Regions from separate parts of the Homo sapiens genome. Here region 2 is linked to region 1. Evidence: chromatin loops called from intact Hi-C (ENCODE). Cell type or tissue: gastrocnemius medialis. All regions are shown on one strand. Region 1 overlaps DDX42 (DEAD-box helicase 42). Region 2 overlaps CCDC47 (coiled-coil domain containing 47).

Region 1 (8,000 bases):
TCAATGTTTAAACTACACTCTTCTAGGCTATTCTGACCATATGTATCTTTCTGATTCTTGATGAACTTGGCAATCATTTTGTGGGAGAGTATAAGAAAAACTATTTGACATAGAGGGGAATTTGTAGCTACTAGCCTATATGTCACAGAGACTCTCACTGAACTGCTAATTTAGCCACCAATCAAAATTAAAACCACAGCCTGCCGTTCATCAGTATATTTTCAACCCTGCTTTTACCACACTTTAGGGGAAATTCTCTGCAAAACTAATCATGTTTTCCATACCGAGGGAGGCTGAGAAGCCATTTAAACACAAGGCATACTTACTGGGGTACACACAACAATCTCTGCCCCCTCCTGAAGGGCCTTGGCCTGCTCCCACATACTCCCTCCTCCATATACGGCCACTGATCGAAGATTATATGCTTTTCCAAACCGCTTACATTCTGCATGGATCTACAAAGTTGTGAATAATATATTAACAAACTGTGACACTAACAAATACCTGTCACAACCCAAACGAAGTTCTGAAAAACAGAATGTGATGTCATAAAAAATCGAAACCTAGAACATACTTTAAAACCACGATTTTATTCATAAAGGTATAAATGAATGGAATACCATTATTGCATCTCAACAGATTATCTAAAATCTTTTATTCATTTTACCCCCTTCTCTTCCTGATCCTGTCACTGCTTTTCTACCAAGATAAAATGAACTCATCCTACAGAAAAACTGTCAGCTTATAATACAAACAATCCCCATATCACAATAGGCTTTTCCTCTTAAAAAAAGTAGTTCTGGCCGGGCACAGTGGCTCACACCTGTAATCCCAGCACTGTGGGAGGCCAAGGCAAGCAGATCACTTGAGGTCAGGAGTTTGAGACCAGCCTGGCCAACATGGTGAAACCCCGTCTCTACTAAAAATAAAAAAATTAGCCAGGTGTGGTGGCGTGTGCCCGTGATCCCAGCCTCTCGGCTGAGGCAGGAGAATTGCTTGAAACTGGGAGGTGGAGGTTGCAGTGAGCTGAGATCACACCACTGCACTCCAGCCTGGGCAAAAGAGTGAGACTCTGTCTCAAAAAAAGCAAATAAATAAAAATAAATAAAAACAGTAGTTTTTAGGGGAAAATATGTATTTGGTTATATAGAAAATATTTAACACATAATACTTTCCAAAAGTTTCCTGGTAGCACAACACTGTGAATATACTTAATGCCACTGAACTGTACATTAAAAATGGTTAAGATAATCAATTTTGTGTGTATCTTATCACAATTAAAAAAAAAAGTTTCCTGGTCATTCTACCTCACTTGACTGGCTGGTCCCTTGCTAGTCCACATATGGAAGGAGGCATTCTATAGAAAGCACATACCTGCTGGCAAAGCTCCCTGGTAGGACACACAATCACTGCAATTGGTCCATCACCTGGTTCCAACTCCTTCTGGTCCATTATATGAATCAACATGGGCCAAATGAAGGCTGCAGTTTTCCCACTACCTGTTTTGGCAATACCAATCATGTCTCTACCACTTAATGCCACAGGCACACCCTGGAGAAAAAGTAAAATATAACCACTCTAAAATTTCAATTCTAAAGATGTACTGAAGCAAATCCTGGGGAATGATAAATGACTACTAACATTTTTATTTGCAATGGAACAAAACATACCTGGTGCTATGCATACTGGTTGTGAAATAGAAATATCAATATCCAACATTCTCATTAACTTCTTGATTTATAGGAAATGACATCATTCTCATTACGTGGATATCAGCCACCACTTACAGAACAGAAACAACTCCATTTTGTTTAAAATACAGAAATGAAAAATCAAGGCCGGGCAGTGGCTCACGCCTGTAATCCCAGCACTTTGGGAGGCCGAGGTGGGCAGGTTCCCTGAGCTCAGGAGCTCGAGACCAGCCTGGGCAACACGGTGAAACCCTATCTCAACTAAAATACAAAAAATTAGCCAGGTGTGCTGGCGTGCGCCTGTAATCCCACCTACTTGGGAGGCCGAGGCAGGAGAATTGCTTGAACCTGGGAGGCAGAGATTGCAGTGAGCCAAGATCGCGCCACTGCACTCCAGCTTGGACAACAGAGTGAGACTCTGTCCCCAAAAAAAACAAAAACAAAAACAAAACAGAAAAATTGCAATTTATAATGAAGGGTTGCTAAAATTTTAAAAATTTTCCCCCCTTAAGAAGGTACAGACTATCTCATTCATATACAGAAAATGAGAATGTTCTGCATAAGAATAAATAAATCCCATATATAAATGGGAAAAAGAAGCTAAAACTTTCAGTAATGAATGAGAATTTTCAAGTGACGAACGAAGGAATTCTAGTCATTGACAGTGCTAAATTTGTCTATATACGAACCTTTTTGGTTAGGTTTAGGCCTAATAAATTATTTTCTTCATATCATATTTTCAACATACGTATCAGATACAAAAGAATATTTGTCAGCCATTTAGTGACTTCTTAAGAGTGATAAATACCTCTATCCTTATCAACAAGGTTCTACACTAAACACTGTTTTACTGCTGTGATTTGTTTTTAAATTAATATAGTCATGAAAGACTACCCTACTTTATTTTTCTTTCATTATGTTTTACTTACCTGGCACTGTATTGGAGTGGGCTGTGTGTATTCAGATTTCCGAATCTGGTGCATAAGTTGTTCGTCAAACCCAAAATGAGCAAAGCTACTTCCTGGTCTAGGAGGTGCAGCACCAGAGACCTAGAGATAGAGACAACTCCCCAGAATGACTTGTACTTCAACATTAACAGCATTTGAAGTTCAACAATACTTACCTGGATCTAGCATTTTAGCTGGAGTATGAAGTAAAAATACAAGTCTGTAAGCCAAAATCATACAATGAAAAGGAAAAACCTCAAATGGTAACAAATATAAACCTCATATTAAAAACTCCATGATAAATATTCCCAAGATAATTGTCATACAATTTTAAATGATTAAAAATTTCTTAACTCAAAATTAATTTTCTCATAACAAATAAAACGGAAAAAAAATTGTTCAATGAATTGGGAAGCCATAACTGTTCTTTTGCCATTTTGCATTAAGTATTAACCAGATGGTAGAAAAAAATTAATGTATCTTACTCTTGAAATGAAAATTCCAAGTGGGCTCCAAATAAGACAAGTCTACACATGCTGGCTACCAAGATATAATCTACTGCCTCCATTTTCAGTTATGCTTGATGAATTAAAGTCTCACTTAGTGATGGTCCAGCCACTGTCAAGCCCTGTTCAAACTGCACCTAGGTGAAGAATGGGGCTTATAATCTCCATTTTGTCCCCCAAAGTGGTAACCTTTCAATGCTTCTCTGGTGATGTTGATATTTCCAATCAGGATTTCAGGGGTTTTACTTAAAATTTTTCTTGGGTCACTGGGGAGATGAGTAACCTCTTGGAAAACAGACAAGTGTACACACACAAATACACACCCCTCCTGGAAAACAGGAGTTTAAACATCGTGTAGCAACTGATAAGGTGCACACAGGCGAGAAAGTTGTCTATATTAGAGTAGATAGCATAGCATATTTTTTCTGTGTGTTTCATTTACCATCTATCAGCACCTTAAACCAATGTAGCCAATGTGCAGCCCAAAACTTTCTGGTAGGCAGTTTAAACCATTCTGAAATTAGTACATGCATATTTTTAAAAGGTATTAGTTTATTCTAATTTTTAAAATAAAGCATACTATATGTAATTTGACAGACAAGTTTATCTTCATTTCAAAATATTCTAAGATATCATCTGTTAACATCTATTCCTTTTGTTTCCTCTTCCTTTAGATGGGGACTCCCACCCTTCATCACTAGCCCATCCAGCACAGAACATATAAAACTGACTGAAATATGAAACAAGAAAATGATCCTATCCTAAAACAGCATCTAGAAGACTAAAACAATCAAATTAAGAGACATGAACAGAAGGGATATAATAATTACTCTGGCAAAGACAGTTCAGAGACCATTAGAAAAGAAATTCAAGGTTATTAGTTTAGATAACCAATAATACTAAATCTGGACTAATTAACATTAATATTAAGAATATTGAGCTTAATGATGCTTACCCGAAGATTGAGCTTATGCCGGAGATCTATTAACTGCTGTGGAGTGAGGTTGGTTATCTCTTCATGCTCATTGTAAAAGTTTTTTTCAAATGGTGGATAGTCAATCTGCAGGTCCAATTATTCAAAGTTAGTCTAGAATTCAAGAGTCAATTCTGTAAGTTTGATTTTATTGCAAAATAATCTTTTCCAAATTTTACACAAGTAAAGCCATTCCAGCTAGAGAAAGCAAAAAAATTAATTTATTCTCAGCTTAGATCCTAAAAAGTATAGCTAGTTTGTTTTCTGTTCCTATTTTCAATATAAACACCAACCTACTTCTTTTATTGGTTGAGACAGTTTCGCTCTGTCACCCAGGCTGTAGTGCAGTGGTGCGATCCTGGCTCACTGCAGCCTCCACCTCCCCGGTTCAAACAATTCTCACGCCACCTCAGCCTCCCAAGTAGCTGGGATTACAGGCATGAGCCACTGTGCCTAGCCTAACACCAACCTACTTCCTAAAGAGACTCTTAAGGAAACCTCGAATTTGAACAACATTGAAGCAGACTAAGGAATCTCTCTATAATGCCAAAGACCTCAGAGGACAGAGAAGATATTTCACCATATAACATTTAAATATGTTTTGAATAAAGCTGTTTAACCTAGCTCTAAGCATTTAAAAACACTCCTAATATTTATTTTGGAGATAGCTCTGCTTTTAGAGGGAGTTCTATTCTGTTTAAAAACATGGAGTTGTTTATAACTTTTAAAAAATGTATGGCCAAGAATTTCCAATTCCAGAAAGTAGTAGTCACTTCTATTATTCTTTTCATAGCTTAGTGTAGTAGGTATACAAAACATAAGCACATCACCACCTATCAATTTGGCTAAATTATTTTTTATAAACTATTTTTTTTTTCAGAGACAGGGTCTTGCTATGTTGCCCAGGCTAGACTCAAACTCCTGGGCTCAAGTGATTCTCCTGCCTCAGCCTCTCCAGTAGCTGGGACTCCAAGCATGCACCACCATGCCTGGTTCTTAAACTTATTTTTTAAGAAAAATATAAGCATTCTATAGGTAGTTAAAAAAAAAAATCATAGTTCTGGATACATAAAAAAAATTGGAAGAAGAGTGACACTATTGTATTTTCACAAATCTCTTTATTAATGTCGACTTAAATAGCTCCTACTATATTCAAATTATTGCAATAGGTTGGTTTTATTTAAGCCTATAAGAAATTCTTGCCTCCAGGCCTGGAGCAGTGGCTCATACCCGTAATCCCAGCACTTTGGGAGGCTGAGGCCGATGGATCACTTGAGGTCAGGAGTTCAAGACCAGCCTGGCCAACATGGTGAAAGCCCGTCTCTACCAAAAATACAAAAATTAGCCGGGCGTAGTGGCACACACCTGTAGTCCCAGCTACTCGGGAGGCTGAGGCAGGAGAATCTCTTGAACCCGGGAGGAGGAGGAGGTTGCAGTGAGCCAAGGTTGCGTCACTGCACTCCAGCCTGGGCGACAGAGCAGGACTCCATCTCAAAAAAAGAAAAAAAAGCAAAGGAAAAATACGTAGTTGAAAAAGAGAGGACAGTATTTTAGTAGCCTTTTCAGATACCTTTTTTTTTTTTTTTTTTTGAGATGGAGTCTTGCTCTGTCTCCCAGGCTGGAGTGCAGTGGCACAACCTCAGCTCACTGCAACCTCCTCCTCCAAGGTTTAAGTGATTCCCCTGCCTCAGCCTCCTGAGTAACTGGGATTACTGATGCCTGCCACCAATCCCAAAGACGGGGGTTTCACCATGTTGGCCAGGCTGGTCTCAAACTCCTGCCCTCAAGTGATCTGCCCACCTTGGCCTCCCAAAGTGCTGGAATTACAGGCATGAGCCACCGCACCCAGCCCTTTTCAGATACTTTTTATTTTACACTAAAACTTGACAAGTGGTCATTTCCTAAAAGTTATTTTCATTGTGTAATCTGAAACCATATTACTGAAGTTTTCACACTCTGTTACATTATAATCCATTTATTTATCATGTATTTTGAGTTGAGCTTTTATTCATGCTTGACTTTGTAATGTCATACATTGATCATTTGGAAAATATTGGTTCACTGAGGTTATATACAGATCATCCAAATGTTAACACATTTCATTATATTAAAAATCAGTTACTAATATCACCATCAATTTTGTCACAATGGTCTTTAAGTACTGAAAAGCTGTCAAGCCTACTGTGGTAGATGTAAGTTTTCCAAATTCTAATTTTTGCTTGAAAGCTTGAATTTTTTTTTTTTTTTGAGATGGAGTGTTGTTCTTATTGCCCAGGCTGGAGTGCAATGGCATGATCTCGGCTCACTGCAACCTCCGCCTCCTGGATTTGAGTGACTCTCCTGCCTCACTCTCCCGAGTAGCTGGGATTACAGGCATGCACCACCATGCCTGGCTAATTCTGTATTTTTAGTAGAGATGGGGTTTCTCCATGTTGGTCAGGCTGGTCTCAAACTGCTGACCTCAGGTGATCCACCCGCCTCGGCCTCCCAAAGTGCTGGGATTACAGGCATGAGCCACCATACCCAGCCTGAATTTTGTTATTAAAAAACAAAATTTAGATGGAGTTTCACCAAGTTGCCCAGGCTTATCTCAAATTCCTGAGCTCAAGCGATCTACCCGCCTCAGCCTCCCAAAGTGTTGAAATTACAGGCGTGAGCCATTGCGTCTGGCCGAAAGCTTGAATGTCTATCATGGGTAATAAACACTTTCAATTGTTTTCCTTGAAATGTCATTGATTTTGTCCAGTGAAAGTGGTGTTCTATGAAAAAAAGTAGCTAGTTCACCTTACAACTCAAACACATAAGTGCTTTTCCTTGAAATGGCTATCATATTTTGGTATGCAACAGAAATGCTTTATGCGTACTTCCCATTTTATCACACAGAATAAAAAGACATGTAGCTCAAGGGTCACGACTTTAATAATTTTTACTGTTCAGGGCATTCTTGAGTGAAACTGGCCTTTTTTTTTCTTTTTAACTGCAATGGTCTGAGAACAGAGAATACGCCTACTAGAACAGTTTGGTGCCACTGGCTTGATTCATGCTAAGGCATCAGCAGTTTTACTTATCACTGCTTTTACACCAACAATGTAAATGTTGATGCAGTAACAAAGGAAAACAATCTTGGTATAATGAAAAGTGTTTGGACTCTGTAGGCTCCCTGAAAGGGGTTCTTGGTCCACACTGAGAACCACTGCTCCAGATCTAGAATCATTAGTGTATGTGAGATCTCGGCTGATATTTAACCTGGATGAAACACTGATATTTTTTCAAGTGGGTATACCGATGTCCTCATTCCTTAAGGATCCTGTAATTACTGGCTCCACTGTGAAGAAACAGCCTCTCATCTGCCCCAGATCTAGGACCAACAGTAAAAATTTATAGCAATTAAAAAAACAAATGTGACCGGATGCAGTGGCTCACATCTGTAATCCCAGCACTTTGGGAGACCAAGGTGGGTGGATCACTTGGGGTCAGGAGTTCGAGACCAGCCTGGCCAACGTGGTAAAATCCCATCTCTACTAAAAATGAACCTGGGAAGCAGAGGCTGCAGTAAGCCAAGATTGCGCCACTGCACTCCAGCCTGGGCAATAGAGCAAGACTTCGTCTGGAAAAAAAATAAACAAAAAAATAAAGGCATGCCAGGTACAGTGGTGTGCACCTGTAGTCCCAGCTACTCAGGAGGCTGAAGTGAAAGGATCACTTGAGCCAGGGGATTTGGGGCCAGTCTGGGCAATATAGCAACAACAACAAAAACAGTAAACACAGGCCAAAACGTTCCCAGTTTGAAAGAAAGATGTCAAGGCTGGGTGCGGTGGCTCACGCCTGTAATCCCAGCGCTTTGGGAGGCCGAGGCAGGGGGATCACCTGAGGTCAGGAGCTC
Region 2 (8,000 bases), 54 kb after region 1:
GGCTGAGAGAGCCATTTCTTTCTATTGGTTGTGTAATGGTAACAGATCTTAGTATCATAAGAATACAGGATAACTCAGAGATGGTTATAAATGTAAGTTCAAGGTGACATGTTTATAAAGGATCCCCTGAAATTATTTTAGGTGTTATCTTTATGCTTTCATTCTTGTTTCGACCATTATTTTGAGAAATATTTTTAGCTGCTCGAAAAGAATCTTAATCATTGGTATGACTAAAAAGGAGTACTACTTTTTTTTTTTTTTTTTTTTTCTTAGTAGAGATGGGGTTTCGCTGTGTTGGCCAGGCTGGTCTGGAATTCCTGGCCTCAAGTGATCCACCCACCTTGGCCTCCCAAAGCGCTTGGATTACAGGCATGAGCCACTGCACCCAGCCTGGAGTACTACTTTAATTCTAAAGAGATTCCCTATCTTATTGAAATTTAATTTTTAAAAAGCTTTAGCCTTGTCCGCGCGCTGTGGTTCACACTTGTAATCTCAACACTTTGGGTGGCGGAGGCAGGAGAATCACTTGAGTCCAGGGATTCAGGACTAGCCTGGGCAACATAGTGAGACCCTGTCTCTACAATAAAAAAATTAGCCAGGTGTGGTTGTGTGTTCCTTTAGTCCCAGCTACTCAGGAGGCTGAGGCAGGAAGATCACTTGAGCCCAGGAGATTAAGGCTATGGTAAGCTATGATTGTGCCACTGCACTCTAGCCTGGGTAAGAGAGCAACACCTTGTCACAAAAAATAAATAAAAAGCAATGAACACGCTTTGGTCTTAATGAAGGACATTGTATAAAAGTAAGGATTGAAAGGTGAATTTCTTTTTTTTTTTTTTTCTTTTTTTTGAGACAGAGTGTTGCTCTGTCGCCCAGACCGGAGTACAGTGGCGTGGTCTCTGCTCACGGCAACCTCCACCTCCCGGGTTCAAACGCTTCTCGTGCCTCAGCCTCTTGGATAGCTGGGGTTACAGGCACATGCCACCATGCCCGGCTAATTTTTTTGTATTTTTAGTAGAGACGGTGTTTCACTGTGTTGGCCAGGCTGATCTCAAATTCTCAAACTCCTTGCCTCAAGTAATCCACCTGCCTCCCAAAGTGCGGGGATTACTGGTGTGAGCCGTTGCACCATCTCAAAGAGTGAATATCTTTAGGAAAAAAAGGGAAATGCATTAAACCTTGCTTTTAAAAAATATTATTTTCTTTTTTTCAGATGGTTCACTTTCTTACACACTATGCTGACAAGATTGAATCTGTTCATTTTTCAGACCAGTTCTCTGGTCCAAAAATTATGCAAGAGTACGTATAAGATAAAATTGTTGAAATTAATTTTCCTCACTAGCTTTCTGTGTTGAAACACCTGTAAGGTGCTTCTGCAATATCCCTTACCAAATGTGTGAAGGAAGTTGGTGACAGGCCTCCACATTTTCCTTTGCTTTGACTGCATGCATCATAAGAGGTCATTGTAAACCTATGGGAGAGAAATGAGCCTCCCCTATCCCAGTTTGTATGTGTCCCTGCATGTTTGTGCCACTGACTCAGTGAGATGGTTGGGAATCTTACAGAATGGCTGGTACTAATAAAATGCAGTGGGTTTTTTTGTTTTGTTTTGTTTTTTGTTTGTTTGAGACGCTGTCTCACTCTGTTGCCTAGGCTGGAGTGCGGTGGCACAATCTTGGTTCACTGCAACCTCCGCCTCCCGGGTTCAAGCAATTCTCCTGTCTCAGCCTCCTGAGTAGCTGGGATTACAGGCGTGCACCACCACGCTCGGCTAATTTTTGTATTTTTAGTAGAGATGGGGTTTCACCATGTTGGTCAGGCTGGTCTCGAACTCCTGACCTCGTGATCCACCTGCCTTGGCCTCCCAAAGTGCTGGAATTATAAGCGTGAGCCACCATGCCCCAGTCCATAGGTTCTTTTTTTTTATGATAATAATTTGTGTGTGATGTTTGACTTATGTCTGATTACAAATCTGTGTGTTTTGTAATTTATGGCCTTTTCTGGCTTCCCTCTTTGAATAGTTAAGTGATTGTATCCTTTCCTAGCATAGAAGCCCACAATGTCCATAGGGTTTCTAGCTTTATAGTAATACTGTTCAGGAGTACATATTCAGGACTTGGATTTGTTCTTTGAATTCACAGCCTGTCTCAGGAGAGCATATTTATTTACCTTTATGCTCGGTTTGAAACTGGTTCTGACTAAATTTTTAGTTAAAGACTACCCTCTGATAGGCTGTGGAGTTGAGCACAATTCAAGCCAATCTGGATTTTAGTTGTATACTAAGATTACTCAGGTCCTTATGCCTCTAGATAGTGCTGCATCATCCTTGTCTTGCTCAACTCAGTGGCACTGAGGACAGTGTTTCACATTGTAGCATTCATCATGCCTTTTAAATATGAGATGGAGGGCAATTGATAGTCAAAGGATTCATATAGGCAGAGATTACAAAGGAATCTTCAATGACAGAACTAAATTATATATGCTGTAGTAGATTATCCCTAAATTTACTCTGAGCCTAACTCAAAAATAAGATAATAAGATGCCTTGTTATAGGAAGATAGAATAGGAGTTGGAAATAAAACATAAAAATGCATCAAAATAAGCAAAAATGTATCTAAAATATGGGCCTCATACTTAAATATAGGCTCATTTCTGGCTCCCCAGGTGAGATGGAATATACCCTTGCCTGGAGGGAACATCACTGGAGGTGTTCAAATATAGGATAAAGATCACTTGAGAATGCATCCATCAGATAGACGAGTGGACCAGATGACCTGTAAAGCTCCTTCATTATATTTGACTTGGGTATGCCAAGCCAAATACTGTGCTGATTATGTGCAGGTATCTGTTCATCTAAGTGTATTGGGTGACTTGTGTACATGGAAAACATCTTTCTTGTATTCCTTCTTAATTGCCTTTTCTTTTATGACAGGGAAGGTCAGCCTTTAAAGCTACCTGACACTAAGAGGACACTGTTGTTTACATTTAATGGTAAGTATTCTGGGTCCTTTCTGGGTTCTTAGTCTTCTCTGAGATGACCTTAAGGAGAGTATTGTTTCCTCCTAAATGATAGCTTTAAAACTACGTCAAAACTATAAGCCTGTGCTTGCTTACTGATTTCCAGATTTCTTCAAGAAGAAATTACCTATTATATATTTTAATTTATATTTTCTGCTGCATTTTAACTGCCTAACAAACTTAGAGAAATGAGTCTCTTAAGATTAAAAAAAAAAAAGAGTTGGGTGACCTGGAAATATTAATGCTACCATTAACTCAGTAGGAAAAATGGCTTTGTTTTCCAGTGCCTGGCTCAGGTAACACTTACCCAAAGGATATGGAGGCACTGCTACCCCTGATGAACATGGTGATTTATTCTATTGATAAAGCCAAAAAGTTCCGACTCAACAGAGAAGTAAGACCCAATGCCTGTATTATATAAATTGGCACCTTTTTTTGTTTCTTCTCAAGGGGGAGGGCAGCTATCAATGATTTCAGTGACTGAATTTTTGCTAGTTGATTTAGAAGTGCCAAATGGGAGTAGTTTTATGAAAGAATGCTAAACGGGATTTTGTTGCTGTTGACTAGAAATGGATTTCTTATGAAATACTTTGTTTCTTGGGGAAGGGCAAACAAAAAGCAGATAAGAACCGTGCCCGAGTAGAAGAGAACTTCTTGAAACTGACACATGTGCAAAGACAGGAAGCAGCACAGTCTCGGCGGGAGGAGAAAAAAAGAGCAGAGAAGGAGCGAATCATGAATGAGGAAGATCCTGAGAAACAGCGCAGGCTGGAGGTTAGACAAACTTATCACTGGGGTAAAACTACGATTTGTAAGGATGACTGCTTGTGTTCTGTTGGTTGTTAAGGTAATCTTTGTAGGCTAAAAGTTTAGCATTTTCTCAACATTTGGGACATTGTATCAATTGATAACACTATAAAGAAGAATAAATAATCCTTCCTGTTCAAGCCGTGCCACACTGAGTCTGTGAACGTGAAAAATTATCAGTATTATCCTGTTCCCCCAGCACAATTTCATTTTGAAAATTCCATTATCAGTTTTCGAGCCAAACACTTTGGTAGAAAGAAGTTAGAAATTTTAATAGAAGGCAGCACATGCGCCCTATTATCTAAATAAACTTGCTATGTAAAATTTAAAATCTGATTATAGAATTAGAGATTTCCAATATTTTTGTTTGTATTTTTGTTTTCTGTTTTTTACCTAACTAGAATCTCAAACTCAAAAGCTTTTTGGGTATAGTATGTTATATTTGAAAGCTCGGTATGATCTGATGTGTTTCTGAAATAAGATGCCATAGTCCAGCTCTAAATTTTTTTTTTTTTTTTTTTTTTTTTTTTTTTTTTTTTTTGAGATGGAGTCTCACTCTGTCACCCAGGCTGGAGTGCAATGGCGCAATATTGGCTCAGTGCAGTCTCCGCCTCCCGGGTTCAAGCCATTCTCCTGCCTCAGCCTCCCAAGTAGCTGGGACTACAGGTGTGCGCCACTCAGCTCTAAATTTTAGACCTTGTAAATGCTGGTCAAGAAAGAGAACAAAGGCCAGGTGCAGTGGCTCACGCTTGTAATCCCAGCACTTTGGGAGGCTAAGGCAAGCAGATTGCTTGAGCCCAGGAGTTCAAAACAAGCCTGGGCAACATCATGAGACCTTGTCTCTACTAGTAAAAAAAAAAAAAAATTAGCTGTGCATAGTGGTGCATACCTGTAGTCCCAACTACTTGGGAGACTGAAGTGGAAGGATTACTTGAACCTGGGAGATTGAGGCTGCAGTGAGCTATGATCACACCACTGCACTCTAGCCTGGGCAGCCAAAAAAAAAAGAGGGAGAGGACAGGCCGGGCGTGGTGGCTCACGCCTGTAATCCCAGCACTTTGGGAGGCTGAGGCGGGAGGATCACAAGGTCAGGAGTTCGAGACCAGCCTGACCAACATGCTGAAACCCCGTCTCTACTAAAAACAAACAAAAAAATCAGCTGGGCGTGGTGGCGCGTGCCTGTAATCCCAGCTACTCAGGAGGCTGAGGCAGGAGAATTGCTTGAACCTGAGAGGCAGAGGTTGCAGTGAGCAGGGATCGAGCCACTGCACTCCAGCCTGGGTGACAGAGGGAGACCCTGTCTCAAAAAAAAAAAAGGGAGAGGACAAAGTTCTGAAAGATGTGAATTTTAGTAAGAATAATCTTGAGATAATTGAAGAATATTCTTAGGAGCAAAGGGGTCACGTGTCCAAGAAAATGTGAGCTGCTGTGCGGGCCTGCATTTGACAGCAGTGTCATTAATGCTGTTGAGTGAACTGCCCAGGATACTGCAGGCCTGTCATCATCATCTTACCCCTTTTATCATTTTTTTGTTTTATTTGACTTGGTTTAGTGATAGGTATTTTTCCCCTGAAAATGTAGCTCTGTGTTTATGCAGTCTTCTTTATAAATAAATATGGCTTTTTATGTACATGTGAAGAATCTACAGAGGAATCATTAATAGGTAATGCCTTTCATTTTTCTATAAAAGGAAGTTCTACATTTCTTTCTAAGGTTTGAAACTATAATGAGTTAAAGGAAGAGGGGGCCTGAAACTTAACCTGAGTCAGATTGTAAGCTTCTTGTCGATGTAAATCATTTAATTTTTTTGAACTACCACTTTATAGTATCTGGTCTGGGCACCTTGTAAAAAGATCTGGTGAACTCAATAGAACAACCCACCCAACCCCCTCTACCAGTATATGATATGAAAGCTCCTTTTTTTCTTTTAATTTATTTTTATTTTTATTTTTGAGACAGGGTCTCACTCTGTTGCCCAGGCTAGAGTACAGTGGCAAAATCGTAGCTCGCTGCAGCTTCGAACTCCTGGGCTCAAGCCATCCTCCCGCTTCGGCCTCCCAATATGCTGGGAATACAGGTGTGAGCCACTGTGCCCAGCCAGAGAGCTCCTCTTCACTCACATCTTTTCAAAAACTAGTTATTAATTTTTTTTTTTTTTTGAGACAGAGTCTCGCTCTTTCACCAGGCTGGAGTGCAGTGGCGCGATCTCAGCTCGCTGCAGCCTCCACCTCCCGGGTTCAAGCGATTCTTCTGCCTCAGCCTCCCTAGTAGCTGGGACTACAGGCACATGCCACCATGCTCAGCTAATTTTTGTATTTTTAGTAGAGATGGGGTTTCACCATGTTCAGGATAGTTTCAATCTCTTGACCTCGTGATCCGCCTGCTTCAGCCTCCCAAAGTGCTGGGATTACAGGCGTGAGCCACCGTGCCAGGTCTTTTTTTTTTTTTTTTTTCCTTATTCTGGTAGTGGGGAAATGGTATCCCACTTGTTTTGTTTTGTTTTGTTTTGTTTGAGACATAGTCTTGCTGTGTTGCCCAGGCAGAGTGCAATGGCATGATCTCAGCTTACTGCAACCTCTGCCTCCTGGGTTCAAGCGATTCTCCTGCCTCAGCTGGGATTACAGGTGCCTGCCTCCATGCCCGGCTAATTTTTGTATTTTTTAGTAGAAATGGGGTTTCACCATGTTGGTCAGGCTGGTCTCGAACTCCTGATCTCAGGTGATCCACCCACCTCGGCCTCTCAAAGTGCTGGGATTACAGGCGTGAGCCACTACGCCCAGCTATTTTTTGAATTATTATTTGAAGTTGAACATTTTTCATGTGTATTGACTTAACATAAATATCTCTTAAATGTGCTAGCATAAATATATTTATCTTTTTTTTTTTTTTTTCTTTGAGACAAACTCACTCTGTCGCCCAGGCTGGAATGCAGTGGCACAATCTTGGCTCACTGCAACCTCCGCCTCCCAGGTTCAAGTGATTCTCGTGCCTCAGCCTCCCAAGTAGCTGGGATTACAGGTGCCCGCCACCACACCTGGCTAATTTTTGTATTTTTAGTAGAGATGAGGTTTCACCACATTGGCCAGGCTGATCTTGAACTCCTGATCTCTCAAGTAATCCACCCACCTCAGCCTCCCAAAGTGTAGGCGAGGTTTCACCACATTAGCCAGGCTGGTCTCGAACTCCTGACCTCTCAAGTGGCCCACCAGCCTCAGCCACTGCGCCCGGCCAATATTTCTTATACATGATATTGTATTCTGTGTATCATTAGTTTTACACATGTGTGTAATATGTAATATGGGAGATAGGGATAGATAGTGCTGGGAAAAGAGTGAATGTGGTGAAGGTAGGGGTTGGGACAATGGGAAGAGGACATTGGGATCGAACCTGGGAGGCAGAGGTTGCAGTGAGTCGGGATTGCGCCATTGCACTCCAGCCTGGGGAACAAGAGCGAAACTCCACCTCAAAAAAAAATTGAAAAGAAACCTAAGATAGGCCGGGCGCGGTGGCTCATGCCTATAATCCTAACACTTTGGGAGGCCGAGGCAGGTAGATCACTTGAGGTCAGGAGTTCAACACCAGCCTGGCCAATATGGTGAAACCCCATCTCTACTAAGAATACAAAAATTAGCTGGGCATGATGGCACACACCTGTAATCCCACCTACTCCGGGGGCTGAGGCAGGAGAGTCATCCCAGGCAACAGAGCAAGAATTCTGTCTCAAAAACAAACACAAACAAAAAAAAAAACCTGGCCAGGCACATTGGCTCACGCCTGTAATCCCAGCACGTTGGGAGGCCATAGTCGGTGAATTGCCTGAGGTCAGGAGTTTGAGACCAGCCTGGCCAACATGGTGAAACCCCGTCTCTGCTAAAAATACAAAAATCAGCTGGGTGTGGTGGCACATGCCTGTAATCCCAGCTACTCGGGAGGCTAAGGCAGGAGAATGGCTTGAACCCGGAAGGCAGAGGCTACAATGACCCGAGATTGTGCCACTGCACTCCAGCCTGGGTGACACAGCAAGACCCTATCTCAAAAAAAAATAAAGAAAAAACCTAAGACAGTCAATAGTTCCCAAACCAGGAATTTACAAATCACCCTTTGAAACCTAATTTGTTGCACTATGAAGAACTATATATGCTTTGCACTTCTTCTTTTCTTCCCTATTTTCTCCATCC

What was found. Peaks named below come from ENCODE experiments on the same cell type or tissue, not always from the same donor. Only the 100,000 strongest peaks of a DNase experiment are listed, where the experiment ranks them.
Region 2: a loop joins it to region 1, with 2.0 times the contacts of the local background. A loop is called at or near these places in 9 of 110 quality-filtered maps.

The regions. Positions count from the first base shown.
Region 1 is chr17:63,801,275-63,809,274 of GRCh38, reverse strand. It overlaps DDX42 (DEAD-box helicase 42), which reads right to left. Exons shown (of 18, transcript NM_203499.3): 7 at 4,100-4,204; 8 at 2,621-2,740; 9 at 1,375-1,551; 10 at 327-455. Among named protein-coding and RNA genes, the nearest start is that of PSMC5, 22 kb to the left of the region's middle. In gastrocnemius medialis, no CTCF peak of the experiment used is centred here; no DNase peak of the experiment used is centred here.
Region 2 is chr17:63,747,729-63,755,728 of GRCh38, reverse strand. It overlaps CCDC47 (coiled-coil domain containing 47), which reads left to right. Exons shown (of 13, transcript NM_020198.3): 9 at 1,211-1,296; 10 at 2,930-2,988; 11 at 3,300-3,409; 12 at 3,622-3,789. Among named protein-coding and RNA genes, the nearest start is that of STRADA, 9.9 kb to the right of the region's middle. In gastrocnemius medialis, no CTCF peak of the experiment used is centred here; a DNase peak (open chromatin) is centred at 3,725.